3 separate regions of the Homo sapiens genome follow, and regions 1 and 2 are each linked to region 3. Evidence: chromatin contacts called from ENCODE Hi-C or POLR2A ChIA-PET data. All regions are on one chromosome and are shown on one strand. Each heading gives the region's core, a stretch centred on a gene start or an enhancer-like site at or near the end of the contact. The rest is flanking DNA. Distances are from core to core; before and after follow the strand shown.

Region 1 (4,579 bases), core at 513-3,012, 230 kb after region 3:
ACTTGTCTATTTTAGATTAAGTCAGAGTAAAAAGAGAAAAAAGGGAAGCAGGAGGATGAAGGGAATGAGGAAAAGAGAAAACGAGAGGTAGAAAAGAGAGAGGAGAAAGGAAGGAGATGAGTTGGGGCACTCAAATACAAAGAGAAATCGCCATATATCATCCAGATGTTTTGTCTACAGCAGACCAAACATCAGGCTTTCGGGAAACATTTGGAAGACACAATGCTCCTTTCACTACACAGACAACTGTTGACAGTCCTATCGCCTCCTTCCCTGCGTGTATGTGTCTATCCCTTTCAAGCCTTTTTGTGGTCAAATTATAAAGGCCTGTTTAGTGGGTGGGGTGACGTCACACTGACCACAAAAGCTTATATTTCCTGCTACTAAATACACAGCCCCTGCTGACGAAGTGATCATTACAGAGAGAGCTTGTTCTGCCGAGGTCACCCCAAAGTGGGGATGAAGGCACTGGGGCGGGGGCTCGGTTGAGAGAGCAGAGCCATTATTCCCAAGTGTGTCTGCCTGCCTGCTGATCCTCATCTTGCTAGAACCAAAAGATGAAAATAGAAGTCTCTTTGTGCTTCCTCCAGGCCTTTGTCTCTAAGGATGCTGGGGCACACTGGGACACAACATGGTGGGAAAAAGGAAAAGACAAAAATTCAGGTCTTTGATTCCAGTTTCCTCATTTATAAGCTCAGTGATTTTACCTCTCCGGGTTGAATCCTGAAAATCTCCGTTTTACTAAAGAGAAAAGAACCTCATCCAGGGATCACACGGGAGCATGTATTTTAAAGTGACTGGTTTTAGTTTTGAGGGCAGCTGCTATCTTATAGTGATTTCTTTAGTGTTCCCACTTTCCTTGTGCTGATTACAAACGGTGGTTCTCTCTTCTGAGAGGAGAGAGTAAAGGGTAGGTTTTGTTTTTACGCATTTCTTTCTATTTTATTTATTTATTTTTGCAGAGGTCATGGGTGAACAATTTTTTTAATGAAGGAAAATAAATGAATTAACGTGGTGACTTGTCCAGTTAAGCCAAAGAAGCCACACCAAGTGTTAGAGGACCACAGAGGAACCAGAGAGGATCTGGGTAAGATCTCACAGGAAGAGTAGCATCTGGGTTGGGTGTAGTGCATAGGAGTTTGGCAGGCAGAGGGTTATGATCATAATTACCATCCCCAGGAACCCCTAAGTATCCCCTGGCATTAAACCAGAGTGGTCTGAGGCCTTATGTTGTAAGTCCTTGGCACTCCAAACCTCAGATGAAACAAAAATTGATGGATGTGCTTTTTGAATAGTTCACTCAATCAGGTTAATTTTGACGTTTAAAGAAGCAGAAAACCACTGCTCAGCCAAGATCCTGCAGAACTTTCCTATTCTCCATCCTAAGCCCTTGGTGAAGTAGAACTCAAATTCCCTACATTTTTCTTTCTTTTATTTTTCCCCCCTCTTGTGAGGGATGATTACAAGTAAGGCCTCAAACCCAAAAAGGACTTGGAAACAAGTCCACGTGGTATTCAGTGAAGGAAATCTTTTGCTTTTATCCATGTAATTTAGGTGGTCTGGACAGCCAGTCTGGATACTCTAACTGCTGGCAAGATTCTGAAGGCCAAGGTTGTGTAGGTTGGTTCTCTATATAAACCGAAGAATTGAAAAACTGCCCCGTTCCTTTGGGCCATGTGTGTCCACCAGGCACTTATTGTGTGTGCACTTTCTGCCAGGCCACTGGCTAACTTTAAGGGCCTCCAGTGGGCCTAACGCCATGTGCAGTTCACCTGATCTGAGGCTGTGGCGGGCTGGTGTGGCTCAGTTATTCCCCACAAGCTGCCATCCCCTGGCTTAGACATAAAGCCTTAGCTCCATTAATCATCCTTTTCCTGGAGCATACTAGATGAGCTCCTGGCTGGGAGTAGAACTATCATGTTCATTTCCTAATTTTAAAAAGTGTGTGTTTGCTAACAGCTGGAAGGCAGGCTAGAAAGGCAGCTTCAAAGTCCCACTGTGGGGAAAATAATGCTAAGAAGATCCTGGGGCACTTTCTCTTGAACTCACCTCCCCTGTAGCACTGGGGACTGTCCTAGAAGATGAAGTCTGTGCTGGGGGTAGTGAGGGAGGGCCCAAGGCTTGCAAAGAGGATGGACACTGTCAATTTGGGCTGGGCTTAGCCATTAAAAGTAGATCTCTGAAAACAGAACTGGGGGAGTGAAGATGGAAGTTATGCTGTTAAGCTAATGAAAGAGTCAAGAAATAGAGAATATGGAGAAATCAGTGGCCAGAGCCCAGAAAAATAACAATTATGTGAAAAAAAAATGTCATTTAAAAGGTAGAAGCCAAGGAACTTGATGAAAACCAAGTCAAATAGCCAAGATATCTTTAACAGACTCAACATAGCTGACACTGAGAAGAACCTAAAAACTGAGGCAATGTTATAAATAGATCAATTCCAGAAAAAGCAAGACTCCTGGGGAGAAGGGTTGGGATGGAATCAGAACCAAAAGGTGAGAGCTCTCATTGTTCCACGAGGGAAGGACAGAGTCTCAGAGCAATGGCTGGGTCAAACGTGACAAGGATAATGGAAGTAAAATGATCAAAGTTAGAAAGGTTCTGACATAGTACAATAACAGAGGCCATGCAATGTAAACATATATCAAAACATCACATTTCAAGCTGGGTGCAGTGGTGCACTCCTGTATTCCCAATTACTCAGGAGGCTGAAGCAGGAGGATTGCTTGAGCCCAGAAATGAAAGTTCAGCCTGGGCAACATAGTGAGATCCCATCGAGAGAGAGAGAGAGAATCACTTTATACCTCATGAATATATAATATATATTTTATTTTTAAAAAGAAAATTTAAAAACAAATGCAGGTCATGGATCCAGAACTCAGAATGTAGGTAAATTAATAAGAAACTAGAAAGAAAAGACCATCTTTCTTAATGATTTCAACTGGCTCTGTAGGAAACCACCCAGGTGTTCATTGTCTCCAAAGAGCTAAACCTTGCCTCAGAAAAATGACCTTCTCCTATCTTTCCTGCTGCAGCAAGAACCTCTGGTTTAACCAATTAGGTAAGTCATTTATATGACACTCAATCTGAATTATTCTGTCTGTCTGTCTGTCTATCAATTTCTCTATCTGTCTATCATCTTTAGGGAAAAAGTATATCCCATGCACAGTTATGATAACAAAGGAGTCATCTTCTATACAATATTAAACATAACTATTGAAAAGTTAAAAACTCAAGCCTTCAGTTTAGGGTTTGATTTTCATGATCCAAAGCAGCATTCTTGACTGATTGTTTTTCCTTGTGTTGATTCATATTTGTCTGAGTGAATTTGATTGGCTGTTTTGGAATTGCGTAAGATACTTCTTCATTGACCCAAATAATCTGTTTGTTGATTTTATTCAGACTAACATATAACTTAATTGACTAAATTTTTGCCTTTCTCAAATGGTGTGGTGATTACATAGACTCAATCTGTATTTTTGAGAAGTTTTTAAGTATGCTTTCATTAGCCTGAGACTAGTGTTCCTGAAACCTTGTAAAGTACGGAGCACTTCAGGAGCAGAGAGAATGAATACCTTGGGTGATGCCCAGTGTAAATCTCATGGTCTGGAGGGAATCTTGTGGCCAATATGAGCCTCGTCAGATGTCAGGCTTTCCAAAAGTAGAAGTGGAAGGCTCCTGTTTTTCTAACTCCTGCTGTTCCCCTGACTATCACTATGTTGTCCATATTGTTTTCAGAACTCACAGCTTAAAGAACCACCTTGCTTTTCTTAGAACTTTGGGGGTGGACCTTACTCCTTTTTACTTTTTTTTTTTTTCAAATTGCATGTGGATTCTACTGTATTTAGCATAACTCAAGCTTAGCATTTGAACATGTTTCATAGCCAATAGCTTTGCACATCCTCCATGATTGCATACTGTGTTTCAGACACAGATGTAGGACATGCAACTGATGTGGCCATCACTAATGTCAATACTGACCCTTGCTCTGTGCTTTGGGCCCTAAGTAGAGCTAGGTCCATGTAGTAGTCTAGTGCCCTCTTGTGGCTTTCAAACTAAGAGTCTTGAGCTATTTTGTAGAATTAGAGCTATTTGTAGAATCACGAGTTTGAGAAGACCACTGTGAAGTTACGTCCTGCCTTCTCTCCCTTAGTAACACTACCCACCTCCTGCAAAGCACAGTCAGTGATGGGAGACATGTTCTACTCTGAGCTAAGAAAAACACTTTGGAATGTGGAGATCAGGGTACTGGAGTTTAATAGAGACCTTTAGAACTTACTATACTGTGGATACATAGCATATGACAAATAAATGTTAATTGAAATTCCTTTGCCAAATTGGCGATACCTCCCAGTTTTTCCATTCACTCTTAAACTTATTCATTCAACAATTTCTCCAATGACATGATTTCAAATAATTTGATATGTTTAATTTGAAGGCAAGAGAATTATAAGGAATATATCAAGTGATCTCAAAAGTTTGAAGATCTGTAATGTGACCAAATCAAGTATCCTACATGGCTCCAGAGAGACACACATTAAGGTTGTAGATATTGGTTAGATATAAGGAAGAACTTTTT
Region 2 (4,540 bases), core at 486-2,985, 160 kb before region 3:
AGAAAGCCCCTGACCATGATTTCTGTGTGCTGGCTGGTGTATCTTTGGGAACTCTATCCAGTCTTCCATCTAGTTTCTCGCTGATAGGCTTGGGAACCTCTTTAGAATGCCTCATGTATGCGACACAAATTAGTTCTCTTGACCATCTCCCCTGAAAGCCATTCGCTTCTAGCCGCCTGTCTTGGCTCCCTGCCAGTGTGCCTCTGACTTTGCAAATGCTGCAAGAGGCAGCTATGTTCCCAACGGCTGCCCAAATGGGATGCCACCACGGGCGCCTGCCTGCTCTGTGGTGGTAGGAGATAAGGATACTTTCAGAGCTCTGAGCAAAGTGCTTGGAGAGGGCCCTCCGAGATGGGAGAGAGGCTTTTGGATTTGGGCATTGGGGACTGCTCATGAAGGGAAGCCTTTGATCTGGAGCATGTCAGGTGGTGAGGGCAGGGGGCAGGGGTGGGGTGAGCAGAGGCTATTCTGGGCAAGGAGAACCTCATTGGTGAGACACACAAAGAGATTTGAGACTGAACTGTGTTCAGTACGAAGCCCCAAACTCAGCTGGAGCTGACCCTAGATTGCCTTCGATTCAAATCCTACCTGAATATACAGGGCCCAGGAGAAACTCTGCCTCCTTTCTCTCCAGCCATTCTGGCTGTCAGCAGCATTTATCATGCAAAAAAAAGCAACAACTATTTGTTGAGGCCAGCTGTTTGCCAGCACTGTTCTCCATCTGGCGTGGATTGAGATACTTTCTCTCCATACTTTCTGGGTTCATTGAAGTTGGGTGAGATGGAGATGGGACAGGACCCTCCAAGCCTCCTGATTGAGCCTTTAAGCCTCCCTCTCCCCTTGTCCCAGGCTGGGAAGGTTTTCCTCATTTTTTAGCATCCAGTGAGTGACTGGTAGCCATGGCCAGATATGGCCTGGAGCTGGTTTTCCAGGGCCCACTTTAGATTAGGTGCTTGGCAATGATGGGGCAGAGCATGAAGGTGAGAAGGAGTTGGGTCTCTGTGCCTGGTAGCATCAGAATCTCTTCTATCTCAAGGTCCTGAGAGGTATGTGGATACTTGTGGATGCATTGGTGGCCAAGTTCATTGGTGGCCAAAAAGAAAAAAAATAAATAATCAAAGACCATACAGAGAAACTAGAACATTAAAACAACTTCTCCAGAAAGACGGGCAAGATGAAGGTGAGACTAAACAGAGACCTTGATACCTTGAGATCCAGCCTCAGGTTCTCGTGGTCACACGCTGTTGCTTCTTGGACTCTGAGATCTCTGGATGCCACTCTTGGAATTCTTGGAGAGGATCTGGGACTCTCCCCACATTGGGGAGGAGGCAGACTCACAGGATTTTAGTCTATGTGACATGTAACTAGATTGGCAACAAAGGAAACCACATCATAGCCACACAGAGGAGGGAATGCAGCCACGGAGCTGGAATTGCCTGCCTCGGGGGTGATGGTTGGAGTCCCTCAATATTTGACAAGAGTCTATCTTTATTTTCCGAAAAGAAGCAGAGTAGAAATGAAAAAGAATCATTCAAAGGATGACGAGTTGAGTGTTTGGAGGGGCAGTTACAGTTTCCACCCCTTAAACACTGGGAAAACAACAAGAGTCGCAGCAACCCTAGAGATTCCGGAGAGTTCTGGACTGCACTGGAAGTGCATGGAAGCTGAGTGGGAGGGGGAGGAAAGTGATGCCTAAAAATACTCCATGAGGGAGGGCTTATGAGGTCATCTCCCCAGGATACTCTGTCTACCCTGGCCAGACTCTGACCGCAGCCCCAGGGCCAGCTCTGAGTACAGTCATCTGAATAGGGCAGGAGCTTAGGAACGGGTGTTGATGGATGGGCAGCTTGAGAGGGACAAGGGGAACCTGGAGAGGATTCAGAGAAGGGACCCAGAGGTGATGAAATGGCTGGAAACTAGAGCTCGGTGGCCAGGTCAAGGGACTGGGACTGGCTCTACCTGGAGAAGAGAGGGAGGTTTGAGTGAGGGGTTAGGGAAGAGCCCTGCCCCCCGGTGCTCAGGCCCTGGCTCTTCTCTGGCCTTGCTGAGGATGGAATTAGGGTCACAGTGCAGCTTTGCTCTTGAGGATGGACTGAGTTCCTGGAGCTTTAGAAACCCTATAGCAAGGGGGAGCTACGTTTTCAGATTATCAGCACGATCACCCCCTTCTGTAATTGAGAGTGACTAACACTTACAGCCATTGCAGCTCACAGATCCCTAAAGCCCTTGTGGCCTGGAAGAATGACTCATGAATGGTGTTTCAGACAGCTGGCCTGGCTGGGGGTGGACACAGGTTTGAACAGTTGGGACACATGCCTGGTACGCATCAATCACTCTCAGTCTGTTGCCCAGGCTACAGGGCAGTGGTGCGATCACAGCTCACTGCAGCCTTGAACTCTTGAGCTCAAGTAATCCTCCCAACTCAGGCTCTGAGTAGCTGGGATTCCAGGTGTGAGCGATTGCGCCCAGTCTGAAGCCCCTCATTTTTACACTGGACCCATGAAAGGAGGACTGGAATGAGGTTGGAGTGGGTGGGTATAGACTTTCTCAGGAGGAAGAAACTAACTCATACTTCTGCGGCACCTTCCGTGTGCCAAGAACTTTACGTGGGTAGCCTCATTTAATTTTTACAATAATCCTGTCGGGGAAGGAAGAGACAAACTGTTCTTTCCATTTTACAGATTAGGAGATCAAGCAAAAAGAGATTAAGCTTGTACCCAAACTCACCTAGTTACAATTGGAGTGGTACAGTTGAGACCTGACCAGGCAGGTCTAATTCCAGAGCCCACTTGCAGTTGATGAGGGAAATCTAGAGACATAGTCAGATTTTTCATCTGGCCCCAGAACTCTTCAGACAAAGGTGCCCAGGAGCACATCCTTAGGTCAAGCTCACCTTCTGACTCTCAGAGTCCACATCTAAATTTAGAGAAGGCCAGTTCAGAGATTCTCCAGTACCCCTCCCATGTCTTAGCTTTGGAGGGTCCAACTTGGAGCATCCCTGAGGTTTCCCTAGGTGGAGAGAAAAGCTATGTGGGGGAGGAGAGATGCAGTTTACGTGTCTCAAAGTGGTGAAAGAGATACAATCCCCAAGCTTGGATTTGCAATTGGTGTCTGGTTGCCTTGGCCTGGAATCTGAACCTGAACTGTTTTCCATGGGCAAATTAGCTAAACAATCCAGCCCACAAAGGGAGCAGCTCTGATATGTCGGTGAACAAGCTCAGAGAGGTGGGGGGCCGTGGGGGTGCACAGAGTTGACAGCGGAGGGAGGAAGGCTACTGGCGAGAAGCCGACCTTCTCTTATCTTGCTGCCTGCGGAGTCAGCCTTTGCTTGAGAACCTGGCGAGGAGGCTGGTCTGATTTCCCTGTGGTCTGAACGGTGGGAATTTTGTTTTGGTGGCAGATTATATTTTCCCAAGGTGGTTTGAGTTACACCTACCCCGTTTCATTTAATTAGGCTGGTGCTGCTGTCTATTGTGTCTCCTGGGCCTTCTTGCATGAATAAATAGTAACGTGTTTGTTTTCTTTTGGGTGGGGCACTTTTTAAAAAATGGTGGGGTTGGCAAAAGTGGGGAGGTCCTCAGGAGGGATGATGAAGTCATCAGGAAACAGGTTAGAGGCAAATGTTCACCCCGTGGAGCTCAATAACTCCTTTCCCCCACCTCTGGGGCCCACTTTTATACAATGTATTCAGAGCCTCCTCTGTTTTCACTTCTGTTCCCAGCCAGGCTTGCTTTCTCTTTGCGGTGTGCCTGGAAATCAGGTGTTTCCTCCTCCAGGCCTACTGGCCTCCCCTCATCCCTTCTCATTTTACTGTAGTTTTCCATCCAGCTCCCTCCTTCTCTCTCTCTCTCCATCTCTCTCTAGCTTCTGGCTACTCCAAGATTATTAACAGGCAACCATGAAATATTATGCAGCCATAGAAAGAATATAGGAACTCTATACACGTCCACATGTAATGCTTTCCAAGAGATATTGTAAAGAGAAAGTGCTGTAAATAGTATGCCCTCTGTGTGTAACAAAGAGATGCTTACCTGTGCACATAATATTTCTGGAAATACACAAAAGAACTGGATGGAGTCTGGAATAGAGTCTGGATTTGGAGACAGACCTACTTTTATATTGCATTCTTGAGTTCTATTGACATTTTTTATTATGTGCATGTATTACTTTTTATAATAAAGAATTAATTTATAAAAGGAAAGCATACTATAATATTGTACATATTTAATTACTAGATTAAGCAGTGATTACGTTCTGTCTTAGAGGATGCAGGTTTGAATCCTAGTTACACCAAATATTAAGTATATGACTGTAGTTAATTTATTTAATCTTTCTAAACCTCAGTTCCCTCATCTGTAAAAATAATAACCACGCCTACTTTACGAGGTTTTTAATCTCATACTTTGCAGTGAAGGCTATTGGTCGAGTACATCACTAAGTGGAAGTAAGTTTTAATTTCTGTGTGAAATTCTCCTTGAAAGTAAAAGCACAAATTATAAAAATAATTCAGACCATGGATTCTGATTTTTCCATTTAGAAA
Region 3 (4,404 bases), core at 1,232-3,731:
CTTTTCTTCTCTATGAGAGGCTGCAGGATATGAGCCTCAACTGTTCCACCTACTGCTAGATGTTATGGCCATTTAGCTCCTGGCATTGCAGTTCTTGTCTTGAGCTGGGCCTCCAGAAACAGGATGCCATATTCTGGAACATGAGACAGGTGTTCTGGTTTAGAGACACGGGACAGAATGTCAGGGACCACGGACCACATGGATGTAACAAAGAACAGGGACCCACCCCCAGAAGTGGTATCTAACTAAGCTCAACAGCAAATATGATAGCCGCTACTTATATACTAGGCCTTATTCTAAAGTTACATGTACTAACTTGCTAAATATTTTCAGCAGCCCTATATTTAAGTACCACATTTGTGCCCATTTTATAAAAGAAGAAACTCAGACACAAAGAGGTTAAGCAACTTGCCTGGGCTCATACTGCTGCAAAATGAAGAACCAGTATTCAGACTCAAGCAGCCTGGGTCCTGATGCCATGGGGCCGGAATAACCTGCTAAAACTAGTAATTGTCCCTGTAACACTCAAGAGCCCTGAGGTTTACTGCTATTAGCTGGGGGCTCTCAAGTCTATCATCGGCACTACTGAGTTAACTGACTTTCTGTAGGAAACCAAATGTTCTTTTTGTGAATTTGTAGGTTTCTGAGCTAACAAAAAATCCTTTTCTTCAGCTACCTATTATAGTCAGGGTGACTGGGCATACCTATTCATTTCCCATGGTGTCCTAGGACTCATATGCAAATTAAGCAAAAAGAATTCTGAGTTACATTGTAGCTTTGTTACTGCAAACCTGGGTTGTTGTTGTAAAGTCAAACAGTTTTGTTTGAGGATCCAGTGGGTGTGTGTGGCAGCACTAAGCACCTTAATGTGGAAATCAGAGATCTGAGTTTTCTTCTCTGAGTGAGCAGGGTCAAGAAGCCATGCAAAGTCCAGACTTTCATAAGAAAAAGCTGATGTGGGATTCCTGTCTAGGCCTCCCATCTCTCCTAATCCCACATCCTGACCCCTCCTCCTAGCTGTGTGCACTTTGCATTTGCCCTTCTAAACTCATTTCCTTCTGAGAAAAACACAGAAAGCCCCTTTGGGAAGAAATAGTCTGACTCTTCCAGGCATTTTCTGGGATTGGATAGTTGAGGCTGCTTGGCAGAGATGAGCATTATGGGCCTGGCATCACGTAGGATCTGTTTTTGGCCCTCCAGCCGTCTCCTTCCTCCTACGTGGATGGCAGATGGCCTATATTTTTAATAATTAAAAAAATAAAGTAGGAGGGAAATCAGGCTCAGCAGGAGGAATTTGGAACCATCCAGGCAGTGCAATTGAGCTGTGAATTCATTTGTTTGGAAATTGGAAATGGTGTCTTCCCATTAAGCAGGCCTGTGGCCTCAGCCATTTCCAGGAAACTTCGAGGGCCCTGCGTAGTGATTTTCATCAGCAGGTCTCTGCTGGGGGTGGTGAATGAATGGGAGCCACTGGCAGTCCCTGGACCTTGTACTCATAGGACTGTACCTCCCAGGGGCCATGACGGGATAGTCCGTGAAACCTTCACCCCCTAATCTATCCGTAGCTTCTCAATAGCCCTGGGAGGCAGGGATCTCAAATGATTACACCAAGCAGCCGGCAAGACCCGCTTTGGGTCATTTAGAGATAAAGAGGAAATGTCCAGCTGTAACAGAAAAGATAAAGGCATCTAAGAAGAGATGGTGGAGGTCTGAGACCCTGTTGCGTTACACGGTAGAGTGTGGGACTGTTAACTTCATTTGTTTCTCATTTAGTGGGGAATGGGAGGCATGGAGGAGGAAGTGCCAGACTGGAATGCAGACTCCCAGGTTCCCTGGCCTGGTACCCCAAGCTTTGTGTTCCTCACCTGGTCATCTTCCTTTTCTGGGTCTCAGCCTTTTTTTTTTTTTTTTTTAATTAAATTTGTAAAAGAACAAAACTGAATTCTGCGAGAGGTCGAGAGAGCTGAGAAAGGTTGGAGAAGCAGCCTTCCTGTACATAACCTGACTGTCTGCTGAGGCACAGAAAGATCTCAGCAGCCAAGAAGGCTGTGAGGCATTGGCAAGGTGACCAGAGAAGCGACTGCGTTTTGTTTTGGAAAAACCACCAGTAAACACAGGCGGCATGAAAGAGGTTGGGTAGGCTCAGATACATGGGTTCCAAGGTCATCTTTTCATCCTCAATAGGCTACGAAAGAGCTGGGACCCCACAGCACATTTCTCCAATTCTCTGTCCGACTGCTCCCCTCTCTGTCAGCATCCCCCTCCCTGCTTGCTTGACGCTGTGTTGGGATTTCTAGAGAGTGTGTTGAGCAGCTCTGATGGTGTGAGGGCTGGCTGAGCAGAGCACCAGTCCTCCCGGCCCCTGTTCTGTCTGGTCTGGGAGACCACTGCATCTCAGAACCTCAAGTTCTGGCAGGAAGGGATGGGATGAACATTCCAAGAGCACAGGGAGGAAGGAAAGCTACCCCCTCGGCCTCTTCCCCCAGCTTTCTCGGTAAGTCCATGCTGGGTCCCACTGACCAGCTGCCACCAGGGGCGAGTCAGCCCAGCAGATGGTGTGAGGCTGGGCTGGGAGGGGCGTGTCGGCCAGCCATGTTACCCTCTGCAATTTGGGACGTTCTGTTCCCAAAGTTCCCTGCTCTCCCTCTCCTCCCCCTGTCCCTTCATCATCCAGCCTGCTTCCCTTTCTTTCTTCTTTCCTTCGTCTTCCTGGCTCCCTTCCCCCTTTCCCTCCCCATGTTCTCTCTGCCACTCCCTTTTCTTTATTTTGTTTTAGCCATTGCAGAGTTTGAAAAAGAGAGTCCTTCTGGCTATCCCTAGGAAAGGGAGGGGCCCAAGTTAGAGGTAGGACCCTTAAGGTAGCCACAGTGTTAATAGGAGGGCCAAAGGGGTCTGTTTCTTGGCATAACGTATCCCTAGCCAGAGAGCCACAGGTTTAAGGAGTCCCTTTCTGCACTTAGTGAAAACCTCAGCTTAACACCCATTGGCCTTGCTGTGTCGAAAACAATACTGTTAGCTTGGAGCAGAGGCCAAGGTCTGCCAGTGGATCAATTTCTGCCTAGAGAAGGCCAAGGTGAAAGCTCCAGTGCCCCAGGGCTACTTTCCAGGTCACAGATGGTTCTTCCCCCTGCACTCTCCATCCCCCTTACTATTTGGAAGGGAGTGTGGCAATTCCTGGGTCCTCGCACATTCCTTTCCTGCTGCTGAAAACACCAGGATGCTGTCTGGGCAGATTGGTTGAATGTGCTAGGTTGTTTATCTTCTCTCCTCTTTAGAAGCCTTGCTTCTCTAGGAGACTGGCCAGGGTGATGACAGCAGTAAGGGTGGTCCCAGACCCTCTTACTGAGACTCAAGCCTCTCCTGCTCTGTCTGTCCTCCTTCCTAGAGCCCCATCCCACAGGAGCAGGTGCAGCCAGCACAGTCTCCAGGCCTTTCCTTCAGGAACGTACATGTTTTCAATCCAAATCAAGAAGCCAGAGGCAGCCCTGAAGAGAAGGAAAAGAAAAGGGTTTGTTTAAAGGAGCCCAAAGATAAGCTGCTTCTACTTTTCCAGGACTCCTCCGGACTCCTAGATTCTAAACCTGTACTATCCAACAGGAGGCTCTGCAGTGGTGGAAAATGTCCTGTATCTGCATTGTCCAATAAGAAGCCACTAGCTGCAGGCAGCTACTGGATGCTTATAATGGGGTTAGTGCCACTGAAGAACTCAGTTGTTCATTTAATTCTGAGTCATTTAAATTTAAATAGCCACATGTGGCTGGTGGGTGCCATATTGGGCAATTCTAAAACATTAGGGGAACTTGGGGAATAGTAGTAACCCATTAATTGAAATAACATTTTACAAAACTCTTTACTCAGTTCCTTCCTTCCTTCCTTTCTTTTCTTCCTCTTCTTCCTCTTCTTTTTCTCTCTCTCTCTCTCTTTTCTTTCTTTGTTTTTTTTTTTTGTTTTTTGAGTACAGTGGTGCGATCTTGGCTTACTGCAACCTCCACCTCCCAGGTTCAAGTGATTCTCATGTCTCAGCATCCCAAGTAACTGGGATTACAGGTTGTGCCAACATGGCTGGCTAATTTTTGTATTTTTAGTAGAGACAAGTGTTCACCATGTTGACCAGGCTGGTCTTGAACTCCTGACCTCAAGTGATCTTCCCACCTCAGCCTCCCAAAGTGCTGGGATTACAGCTGTGAGCCACTGTGCCCAGCCTACTCAGTTCTTTTTACAGAGAGCTCGGTTTTCTGGCACAGGTAAAGAACTCCATAAATAGGTTCTTTCTTTTAATCAACAACAACAACAACAACAACAACAAAACCCTTGAATGGAGATACTGTTATCATCCACATTCTACAGAAAAGAAGAGGAAGGGGAGACACAGGGAGACTAAATTGTTTGCCCAAAGTTGCTCAG

Evidence for each region. A loop is a pair of places that touch in the nucleus more often than their neighbours do. ChIA-PET counts read pairs that join two places held with the same protein, here RNA polymerase II (POLR2A). Pooled maps may share reads with other maps.
Region 1: a pooled map shows a loop between it and region 3 (2.1-fold over the local background). The contact joins two enhancer-like sites. A Hi-C loop is called at or near these places in 1 of 168 maps with a recorded cell type or tissue (GM12878) and 3 of 50 pooled maps. POLR2A ChIA-PET finds 5 or more read pairs at or near these places in 3 of 52 experiments (BJ, Panc1 and WTC11).
Region 2: a map of cardiac septum shows a loop between it and region 3 (4-fold over the local background). The contact joins two enhancer-like sites. A Hi-C loop is called at or near these places in 2 of 168 maps with a recorded cell type or tissue (Right ventricle myocardium inferior and cardiac septum) and 5 of 50 pooled maps. POLR2A ChIA-PET finds 5 or more read pairs at or near these places in 1 of 52 experiments (activated T-cell).

The regions. Positions count from the first base shown.
Region 1 is chr2:217,162,394-217,166,972 of GRCh38, forward strand. No RefSeq gene overlaps it. Among named protein-coding and RNA genes, the nearest start is that of DIRC3-AS1, 120 kb to the right of the region's middle. Within about 2 kb of position 1,763, at least 3 of the 41 ENCODE cell types and tissues checked have a DNase peak (open chromatin) inside an H3K27ac peak, as active enhancers do.
Region 2 is chr2:216,773,041-216,777,580 of GRCh38, forward strand. All of the region lies in intron 3 of IGFBP-AS1 (IGFBP5 antisense RNA 1), which reads left to right. Among named protein-coding and RNA genes, the nearest start is that of IGFBP5, 80 kb to the left of the region's middle. Within about 2 kb of position 1,736, at least 12 of the 41 ENCODE cell types and tissues checked have a DNase peak (open chromatin) inside an H3K27ac peak, as active enhancers do.
Region 3 is chr2:216,931,766-216,936,169 of GRCh38, forward strand. No RefSeq gene overlaps it. Among named protein-coding and RNA genes, the nearest start is that of TESHL, 63 kb to the left of the region's middle. Within about 2 kb of position 2,482, at least 2 of the 41 ENCODE cell types and tissues checked have a DNase peak (open chromatin) inside an H3K27ac peak, as active enhancers do.